Regions from separate parts of the Homo sapiens genome. Here region 2 is linked to region 1. Evidence: chromatin loops called from intact Hi-C (ENCODE). Cell type or tissue: dorsolateral prefrontal cortex. All regions are shown on one strand. Each heading gives the region's core, and the rest is flanking DNA. Links, peaks and the distances in the headings are about the cores only. Region 1 overlaps CIT (citron rho-interacting serine/threonine kinase). Region 2 has its middle 25 kb from the start of CIT.

Region 1 (5,382 bases), core at 177-5,176:
GATATATGTGATAACATACTTGTTAGTTTTTGGACGTGACCAGATTTTACACAATCCTTAAAAAATGCAGCAACCAGATTTTAAAGTAGTTCTCTAATCTCTCTTTCTGTGCCCCATTAGATGTATATTGGATCTTCTCATTCTGTCTTTGTCTTTTGACCTCTCATGTTTTCCGTCTCTTTGTCTCTGTGTGTTGCATTGTACACAAATGCTTCTTGAACTGTGGTGTGCACATGAATCACCTGGGGACCTTGTTACAACGTAGGTTCTGATTCCATGGGTATGGGGCAGGGCCTGAGATTCTTAGAGAATTAAATTCTAACCAGCTCCTGAGTGGTGGTGATAATGCCAGTGTGTAGACCATAGCTTAAGTATCAAGGTTCTATGTGATTCCCTCAGATCTAACTGCTAGTTCACTAAGTTTCTCTTCAGCTGTATCTAGTCTGCTATTTAACATATTCAGTGAATTTTTAACCTTAAATTCAAGAACAAGACTTTTTATTTATGGAAGTTCAGTTTGGTTCCTTTCAAATGTACCTGGTTCTTTTTCAAAGTGTCATGTTCTTTGATAAGAATTTCTACTAATTTACCTTGATAATAAAAATTTGTTTCATGGCTCATTTTAGATTGTTCTTTTATCTGCAGTTTTTGGAGGGCTAATTCTCCCATTTCTTGTATCTGTTGTTGCACCCGTAAGGTGTAGTTGTTGATTTTTACTTTTTAATTGTGAATTTATTTCTGGTAGGGATTGGAAGGAGGTTGTTGGGGTGGGGGTGGGGTGGGGAGAAAATCCTGTGTGCCCTGGGTTGCAAAAACACCCCTACAAGTTGTTCTCCACTTGCATCTGCCAGTGCTCCAAGGGCTCAGTGATCCTGGACCAGTAGTCATGTTAATTTCTTGAATTGTAACAGGATACTGTAAATGTGGACACTCTACCTGAGGTTACTGCTTCTTTCTATCTGCTTTATTTCCTTCCCACTGAAGGGCCCTGGACAAGGGTAAACATCTCATCACTTTCTGGGTGGCAGAATATTTCCAGTTCCCCCACTTCTTTTTGGCTTAAGGCTGTGGCTTTTTCCTCTGCCTGAATGTGGCCCTAAGAAGCCCTTCTTTTCAAACTTTCCTGTTGTACTTGACCGACTAGCTGTCTAGAGGTTTATATCCCTAGCTTTTAATCTTTGCTGTGAATATCTTACCTGTTACCAGCTAGTATATTTCACATTGACTTCTCTTTCCTTTTTTTTTTTTTTTTTTTTTTTTGAGATGGTGTTTCGCTCTTGTTCCCCAGGCTGGAGTGCAGTGGCACGATCTTGGCTCACTGCAACCTCCACCTCCCAGGTTCAAGCGATTCTCTTGCCTCAGCCTCCCAAGTAGCTGGGACTACAGGCATGCACCATCACATCTGGCTAATTTTTTTGTATTTTTAATAGAGATGGGGTTTTACCATGTTGGCCAGGCTGGCCTTGAACTCCTGACCTCAGGTGATCCACCTGCCTCGCCCTCCCAAGGTGCTGGGATTACAGGCATGAGCCACTGTGCCTGGCCTACTTCTTCTTCCTTTTAACTTGAAGATTATCTGCCCCTTTTTCTAATCTTAACCGCATTAAGCTGGCTTTGAGCATGGCAAGAGTTTTATAGATGAATCTTATTTTATAGTACAGGATTTCAAAATCATAATTATTTCACTGAGGGTGGCTTTTACTCTCCATTAATTATACTTCTCACTCAGAAATGGAATTCTATTTTGGTCTCCTAAAGATAAATTAGTATATAGTGGAAAGGAATTATAAAGTTCTGCTAGGAATTAAATGATATGATTAACACAAACATCCACATGGATGTGTCTCTGCCCTGTGCAGGAAAGATGAACATTCAGTACAGATTCTGCTCTATGTCACTAGCTTTCAAGACCTGCAGGTTCTCTCCTAAGCATGCAATTCCTGTGAGCAGTAGCAATAATAGCAGGTCATATTTGTGGAGTGATTACTGTATGCTAAGAACTGTGGTAAACACTTTTATATGGATTATTTTATTTAAACCTCCTAATAGTCCATTGAAATAGATATTGCCATGTTGAAAACTGAGGTTCAGAGAGGTTAAGTGACTTACCCAGTGTCACAGAACTAGTAAGTGGTGGAGCTGGGATTTGAACTGAGATTCCAGAACAATTGCCATTAACCACTTTGCTTCCATATTAGTATCATCTGCAAATCTCTCTCCATAAATTTCCTCAGTCTTTATCTGAGTTTCCTTATTTCAGGAAGGAAAACTTCTGTTTTTGATCCTTATGAAATACAATTTCCATTAAAACTTTTTTTTTTGCTATTAAAAAAGGTACCGGATAATTGAAACCAGATTGGATTTGAGCCTGTGTTGATGGAAGTACACATGGGATGTGGGCTGAAGTGTTCAATCTAATTTTTCTTTCCATCAGCTAATTTTTAAAGTATTAAGCAAGTAGATTCTGACACTAACAGGGAAGATTTAAATTCTCTTGAGAGACTGGAGGTGTTAAATAATTTTCTGGTAGTGCACATTTTACATCTTAAATCTTCCTCACTCTCCCACCTCATCTCAATGTACCTGAAGCTCTGGGAATGTTCTTTTGTACTTCTCAGGAACAGCCAGACCTCTGGCTTCATCTCCTCTCCCCTCCACATCCCTTTCCTGCTCCAATTACTTCCCAGCGCCACTTGGATGTTGTTGTCATCGGGGAACTTTGGAAACAGCCAGATTTTTTTGGAGTCTGTAAGCAGAAAACAGACTGCTTGCTGCTCATATCTGGCACCCAGCTTTGTCCAGAAAACGAGGAGTTAAAAAGAAGTCTGGGCTGTGAAGGGCTGTGACAACTGTCCTAGGGGGAGCTCTAGCGAGCCCTGGCGGGCAGTGACTCATGCTGCTCTGTCACTGGGATCAGCACTGGCCCCTGGCAGGCAGGCGGCAGCCAGGTGGGGTTCCAGCCAGAGCACGCACGCACGGAGCCGGGAGCATGCAGCCTGCACTGCGGGGGATGTGATGCTCGGCTCTAACTCGCCTGGCTGGCCCGCCACGGACGCCTCAGCTTGCAACCATGGTAACGTTTCTGGCGGGGGACACCCCCGGGAGCCCACCGCGATGGGCAGCCTCCTGGTGACTGATGGACGAGTGTCCACCTCCCAGACCGAGAGCGCTTAGTAGGTCGGAGGAAGTGGAGAGGATGTAACACGCCCCCAGCCGGGAGTGAAGCCCTGAGGAGGTAGGAGCCGCATATGTCCATCCGTGCATTCCCACCGTCAGCGCGCAGGGGTGCTGTAGATCACCGGTAGGAACTTTATTTGGCTGGTGCTTCATTATGCTGATTAAACTGCAGTGGATTTGATGGGCATGATTGCGCTGGGGAAGATGCATAATGAACTAAAAAAAAAAAAAAGTGGTTAATAAGATCTCGGAGTCGACTTGTCCGGGTATGAATGAAGTAGACTGCAGTGGTATCCTAACAGGAGTTCCAGAACCTCACACATCCCTTTTCCTGGTCCTTCCTCTTATCCCGGTTAATCCACGAAATGTAGAAGTTCCATCTTATTTCAACGATTAGTGCTAATCATTAATAATTTAGACCTGTCTGGAGGAGGGAATCCATAGGTTTAGGTCTCCTAGCATCCTGGCACTAGCCAGCAGCTGCTCTGTAGGAGCCTTCTGGAAACAGCAGGAAGGAGCGGCTTCCCCACGAGTTCCCCAAGTGCTTTCGTTGGCCCAAGTGCTTTCGTTGGCCCAAGTGACCTGTTTGAGTTTGCTCTTCAGTTTACCCCAGGCGGGAAGGCAGCCTGTCTGCGGGTTGGTGGCCATGTTGGCAGAGAAGGGGTTAATCTCTTGTTGCTGTAGGAGCCGAGGTTGCGAGCTAGATTGAAAGCAGGCGCTGCAGTGCCATCGCCAGCGCCGAAGGAGTAAGACGATCTTCTCCGCAACAGTGTTGAATCCGGCTGAAATTTTTTTTCCTCCCCGCCTCCTTTCTTGTTTTTCTTTAACCAGCTCCTCCCCCCTTCGTTCCCACCCTCAAGTCTGACGATGACACCTCCAATTTTGATGAACCAGAGAAGAATTCGTGGGTTTCATCCTCTCCGTGCCAGCTGAGCCCCTCAGGCTTCTCGGGTGAAGAACTGCCGTTTGTGGGGTTTTCGTACAGCAAGGCACTGGGGATTCTTGGTAGATCTGAGTAAGTGAAAATTTGACTTTCTAAAGGGACCTGCATTGATGCAAGGCTTTTGGAGCCAAAGGTGGTGGTGGGGGGGTGGGGGAATAGGTGGGGGGAGTGCAGTGGAGGGAAGCTGCTAGTCACCTGCATTGGGAAAGCAGTCTACCTGTTAGGGCTTTGCGGGGGTAGCCTGTTAATATTCTCATTTTGCAGTGTGTAAGGTACCTGTTCCTGTCTGTGGTATGATAATTGTCAATTGGGTACTTTGGGTTAGTTTTCCAATCTTTGGTCTTCTTTAAAGGGGAGAGAGTGGGAGATTTCCAGCAGTGCAGATCCCCGGTCAAAGGAGAAATGTGCAGGAGTTAAGATGAGCTGCCCATCTATCTAACCATCTATGTATCTGTCTCTCAAGTGGGTGGATGGGGGTTGCTATCTTGGCTGTATAAAGAATCCTAAAAACCTTGTCTCATAAGCTAGAGGTTTCCTGATGGGTTTAACTGAGCTGCAAGTGGCTGAACCAGAGCTCTAACAGAGAGATGGTGCTCGGCTCCTCTCCAAGTATGCTGCAAGATCAGGGATCTGGCAGCTGAGCCTCTCTGAGCTGGTGGAGCGCTGGCAGCCAGAGAAAGCCCCGTTACTGTGAGCCACCAGGAGGGAGTGTGATGTAGCCGAGTCATTGATTCACAGAAACTGGGCTTCATAGGGGGAAAAAAAACCAGGAGACTAGAAAATGGAAATATAAATATCACTGTAAACCTCTTGATCTGGTAGGTCTTTCTCCATTCTCATAAAAGCTATTGAAAAATGCATTAACAGAGCACTTGGAATTAGAGGGTCGAGGCTTCCAGGAGCCTCCTGGAATTTCTGTAAAATGCAGTAGCTTCTGTGGATGTGGGAGGTCAGTATCTTGCCTCATTCTCTCATGATACAATGACATTCTGTTTTCAGAGGAGTGAGTTCCCCAGAAGATCTTGGACTGATGGTGTTATTTGCCAGCCACCCTGGTCCCTGCACTTTCAGGTTCTCAGAGGGTAATGTTGGGTTAGTTGCTGCCCACTTAGGAGACGAGCAGAATTTGATATTCTTCTTGGCAGCATCTTTCCCTCTTTGTGGTATTTGTAGCTTAGATATCGATTTATAGGGATGTTATGTTGGTTCCTGGATGGTGTCTCCCTATGGGTGCTATTTTGACAGTAACGTTCCTGAAAAGA
Region 2 (5,382 bases), core at 175-5,174, 98 kb before region 1:
CCCTAAGTGCTGGGATTACAGGCTTGAGCCACTGAGCCTGGCCATTTTTTTTTTTTTTAATTGAGATAGTGTCTCACTCTGTTGCCCAGGCTGGAGTGCAGTGGTACGATCTTGGCTCACTGCAACCTCCAGCTCCCGGGTTCAAGCGATTCTCATGCCTCCACCTCCTGAGTAGCTGGGACTACAGGCATGAGCTACCATGCCCAAGTAATTTTTGTATTTTTTAGTAGAGATGGGGTTTCTGCATGTTGGTCAGGCTGGTCTCGAACTCCTGACCCCAGGTGATCTGCCCACCTCAGCCTCCCAAAGTGCTGGGATTACAGGCATGAGCAACTATGCCTGCCCACATTTCAATTTGAATTACATTTTATTTTTTCCCACTTTATTGAGCCATAATTTACATACAATAAAATGCACCATTTTAGGGCTATATTTAGATGAGTTTTGACAAATGTATACGCCATGTCACCGCCAATGCAATTAAGCTATAGAACATTCTTGTTAGACCCCTGGAGATCCTTTTGCAATTAATCCTTACCTTCATCCCCAACTCTAGCTGCCGTCATTTTTTCCCCTCTCTAGAATTTTATATAAATGCAATCATACAGCATGTATTCTTTTGTTGTTTGTTGCTGTTGTTTTTTTGAGACAGAGTCTCACTTTGGTACTCAGGCTGGAGTGCAGTGGTGTGATCATAGCTTACTGCAACCTCAACCTCCCAGGCCCAAGGGATCCTCCTATCTCAGCCTCCCGAGTAGCTGGGACTACAAGTGCATGCCACCATGCCCAGCTAATTTTTATTTTATTTTTTGTAGATACGGGGTCTCACAATATTGCCCATGCTAGTCTCAAACTCCTGGGCTCAAGCAATCCTCCTGCCTTGGCCTCCCAAAGTGGTGGGATTACAAGCATGAGCCACTGCCTTCGGTTTTGTGCTCTCTTCTGAATCTGGCTTCTTTCACTCAGCCTAATGGTTTTGAGATTCACTTATTTTCATTTATTGTATTGTTTGTATCAATAGTACATACCTTCTTTTTTTTTTTTTTTTTTTGAGACAGAGTCTCACTCTGTCACCCAGGCTGGAGTACAGTGGCACGATCTTAGCTCACTGCAATCTGCACCTCCAGGGTTTATGTGATTCTTCTGCCTCAGCCTCCTGAGTAGCTAGGATTACAGGCGTGCACCACCACGCCCAGCTAATTTTTGTATTTTTAGTAGAGATGGGGCTTCACCATGTTGGCCAGGCTGGTCTCGAACTCCTAATCTCGGGTGATCCGCCTGCCTTGGCCTCCCAAAGTGCTAGGATTACAGGCATGAGCCACCGTGCCTGGCCGCACATACCTTCTTAATGTTGAGTAGAACTGCACTGTATGGATACACCACCATTTATTTATTCTGCTTTTCCTTTTTATGTTAAATTGGGAAGAAAAGGAATCTTACAACATTGGCACTTCTTATTTAGGAACAGATCATCCCTGTCTTTTCTTACTCAGGCCTTGTTTGTAAGTCTGTAGTCAAGCTTTGCGGTTTTCTTTATGAACCCCTTGCCCTTTTCTTATTGTGTTGATTTCTAGGAACTGGATAGTTTGTTGTTACTGGAGGAGAATAATTTCTCTTTAACATTAGCTCAATGGTTGTTACTAGTGTAATGGAAAGCTATTGATTTTGTGTGTATGTGCATTCATCTTATATTGGGCTATCATTTGGAATGCCTGGTCTACAAGTGCACGCCACCCCACCTGGCTAATTCTTAATTTTTTTGTAGAGAAGGTGGGGTCGGGTAGATGGTCTCACTTTGTTGCACAGGCTGGTCTCCAACTCCTGGACTCAGGCAATCCTCCTGCCTCAGCCTTCCCGGGCTGTGATCTCCTTTTCTAAGAGTGATACTCCTTTTTCTTATACGTGTAATCTCTGAGGAAAGGGAGAAAAACGGGAGGCAGATGGTTGGGGTACAGGGGTAGAGAGACAGAGAGAGGAGGCGAAATGAGAAAGCTTGAACTCCTGATGTTGGGTGGGACAAGAATGAATTAAGTGGACTCCCTGGAGCTTAGCTGAGAGAAGGGTAATTGGAAAAGTCCAAGCAAGAGTCCATTTCCTATGTCAGAAAATTGTACAAGGTGTGGCCCTTTTCCTTTATTTCTAGTCTCTGCCCCAAGCATCAGAGGAGCTTTGAACGAAGGAGGGTGGGGCAAGCATGTGAGAGCAGACCACTCCCCACAGATCATTCTTTCCCCCCACTCCAAAGCTGGGCTTATCGGGGAGGGGAGTAGGAGATGATGCATCAGACACACTATCAGAGCCTTTGGGGCTGGGGCAATGGCTCATGCCTGTAATCCCAGCACTTTGGGAGGCCAAGGCAGGAGGATCGCTTGAACCCAGGAGTTCTAGATCAGCCTGGATAACAAAGGGAGATCCCACCTCTACAAAAAATATTTAAAAATTAGCTAGGAGTGGTGGCGTGTGCCTGTAGTCCCAGCTACTCGGGAGGCTGAGAGGAGAGAATTGTTTGAGCTTTGGGAGGTCGAGGCTGCAGTGAGCTGTGATCACACTGCTGCATTCCAACTTGGGCAACAGAGCAAGATCGTATCTCAAATAAAGGGGGTGGGGTGGGGGCACTTTGGGAAAGTTGAGGACATGAAAGCCACAGCGTTTGCTAGGGATGTCTCTTAAGGGTGGAAAAGGAAGGTTCCATAGAGAATGGTTGAAGGAAGAGACTGGAAAAATAATAAATTGGGGGTTTTTTTGGACATAATATTTAACCAGTTGCTTTTACAATGTCAACTGTATTTCTATCATCCCTGTTTTAGGAATGGTGCAATTAAGACCAGAGAAGACATTGTCATTTGGGGCGAAAGCCCATCTATCTCATCTTTGTAGAGACATCCCTCTCTGAGTCAGACTTGGATGTCGACTTTCATGGCACTGCCAGATCAGCAGCACCAGATAAAGCATATCAAGGACCTTGTTACTAAGACAGGCACTAGTGAAAATGGGGGCTGCCCCTGCAGCTACTCTATTGGGCCACTAGATAGCGCTTCTGCTTCGAGGAGGTAAAATGCTAAACCAAGCAATGGTGCTTTAGATGGTTTAAAGATAAGGAAGCAACTAACGGAAGTAATTTCCAGGGCAGGACTCTAAAAAGGCTATTTGGAAGAGAAGTACAGGTGCTCATTAGGTAGTGTGGAATGAATGTGATCTAGAAAATTGCTTACATTCCATAGGAAAAATTTACATTGCTAAACAAGGAAATTAAAAAGACACAATGAAATGCCACTTCATCCCTATTAGGATGGCTATTATATATAATATAATATAGATATTAAATGGAAAAATATATATTATTTATAATATATAAAATATATAATTTATAATATATTATTATATAATGTAATTATATTATATATTATTTATATTTATTGTTTTATATATATATAAAATGGAAAATAATTTAAGTGTTGGTTAGAGTGTGGAGAATTTGAAGCCCTGATTCGTTAGTGGTGGGAATTTCAAATGGTGCAGCCACTTTGAGAAACAGTTTGGTGGTTCTTCAAAAAGGAAACAGAAGTGACGTATGATCCACTCCTACGTATGTAAATATACCCCAAAGAATGGAAAGCAGGGACTCAGATATTTGTACACCAACATTCTTTCAGAAAACAGAAGCAACCCACGTGTTTATGAACAGATGAATGGATAAACAACATGTGGCATATACATGCAATGGAATATTATTCAGTCATACATGGAATGAAGTCCTAATACATGTTACAACATGGATGAACCTTGAAAACATGCTAAGCGAAATCAGCCAGGCACGAAGGGCTGCTGTATGATATCATTCCACTTATATGAGGTGCCTAAAATGGGCAAATTCATAGATACAGAAAGTAGAATAGAGGTTAAGAAAGCAGAGGCTGGGTGCGGTGGCTCACGACTGTAATCTCAGCACTTTGGGAGGCCGAGGCGGGCAGATCACTTGAGGTCAGGAGTTCGAGACCAGCCTGGCCAACATGGTGAAACCCTGTCTCTACTAAAAATACAAAAATTAGCCAGGGGTGCTGGTGCACGCCTATAATCCCAGCTACTTGGGAGGCTGAGGCAGGAGAATCACTTGAACCCAGGAGTTACAGGTTGCAGTGAGCCAAGATTGTGACATTGCACTCCATCCTGGGTGACAGAGTGAGAGGGAGACTCAGTTTAAAAAACAAACAAAAACAACAACAACAACAACAAAAAAACAGAAAGCAGAACGGATGTTGCCGAGGGAAAATGAAAAGATGTAGTTTAATAGGTACAGAGTTTGTTTGGGATGATGACAAAGTTCTGAAAATAGGCAGTGATCATGATTCATTGCACGTTATGAATGTACTTAATGCTACTGAACTGTATGCTAAAGAATAGTTAAATAGGCCAGGCACAGTGGCTCACGCCTGTAATCCCAGCACTTTGGGAGGCCGAGGCTGGCAGATCATCTGAAGTCAGAGTTCCAGACCAGCCTGGCAAAACTAATGTCTATACAAAAAATACAAAAATTAGCTGGGTGTGGTGGCGCCGGCCTGTAATCCCAGCCACTCGGGAGGCTGAGGCAGGAGAATCGCTTGAACCCGGGAGGCGGAGGTTGCAGTGAGCCGAGGTCGCGCCACTGCACTCCAGCCTGGGTGACAGAGCGAGACTCCGTCTCAAAAATAAAAGTAAAAAAATAAAGAATAGTTAAATGAAAAAATTATGCTGTGTATATTTTACCACAATAAAAATAAATAAATAGCTGGCCAACATGGTGAAACTCCGTCTCTACTGAAAAAAAAAATACAGGCCCGGCGCGGTGGCTCACGCCTGTAATCCCAGCACTTTGGGAGGCTGAGGCGGGTGGATCACGAGGTCAGGAGATCGAGACTATCCTGGCTAACATGGTGAAACCCCGTCTCTACTAAAAACACAAAAAATTAGGCCGGCACCTGTAGTCCCAGCTACTCAGGAGGCTGAGGCAGGAGAATGGGCGTGAACCTGGGAGGCGGAGCTTGCAGTGAGCCAAGATCGTGCCACTGCACTCCAGCCTGGGCGACAGAGAGAGACTCCGTCTCAAAACAAACAAACAAACAAAACAAACAAACAAAAAACAAAAGTTAGCCAGGTGTGGTGCCATGTGTCTGTAATCCCAGCTACTTGGGAGGCTGAGGCAGGAGAATCACTTGAACCTGGGTGGTGGAGGTTGCAGTGAGCCGAGATCGCGCCGCTGCTCTCCAGCCTGGGCAACAAGTAAGACTCCATCTAAAAAAAAAAAAAAAAAGAAAAAAATATTAATAAAGCTATGCCCTCTGATATTTGTTCTTGGCTAAGAAAGCTGCTCCTGACATTTTATTAGCTAACTTGCAGTTGGATGTA

What was found. Peaks named below come from ENCODE experiments on the same cell type or tissue, not always from the same donor. Only the 100,000 strongest peaks of a DNase experiment are listed, where the experiment ranks them.
Region 2: it touches region 1 in a loop (4-fold over the local background); 14 of 110 quality-filtered maps call a loop at or near these places.

Annotation. Positions count from the first base shown.
Region 1 is chr12:119,802,016-119,807,397 of GRCh38, reverse strand. CIT (citron rho-interacting serine/threonine kinase) reads left to right here. Exons shown (of 48, transcript NM_001206999.2): 10 at 4,009-4,192. Among named protein-coding and RNA genes, the nearest start is that of CIT, 73 kb to the left of the region's middle. RefSeq lists an enhancer at 2,520-3,071. In dorsolateral prefrontal cortex, for the core only: CTCF peaks have their summits at 2,668 and 2,872; DNase peaks (open chromatin) are centred at 2,897, 3,257, 3,887 and 4,747; H3K4me3 peaks cover 2,861 bases; H3K27ac peaks cover 3,015 bases.
Region 2 is chr12:119,899,867-119,905,248 of GRCh38, reverse strand. No RefSeq gene overlaps it. Among named protein-coding and RNA genes, the nearest start is that of CIT, 25 kb to the right of the region's middle. In dorsolateral prefrontal cortex, for the core only: a CTCF peak has its summit at 3,020 (motif pointing right); a DNase peak (open chromatin) is centred at 2,998.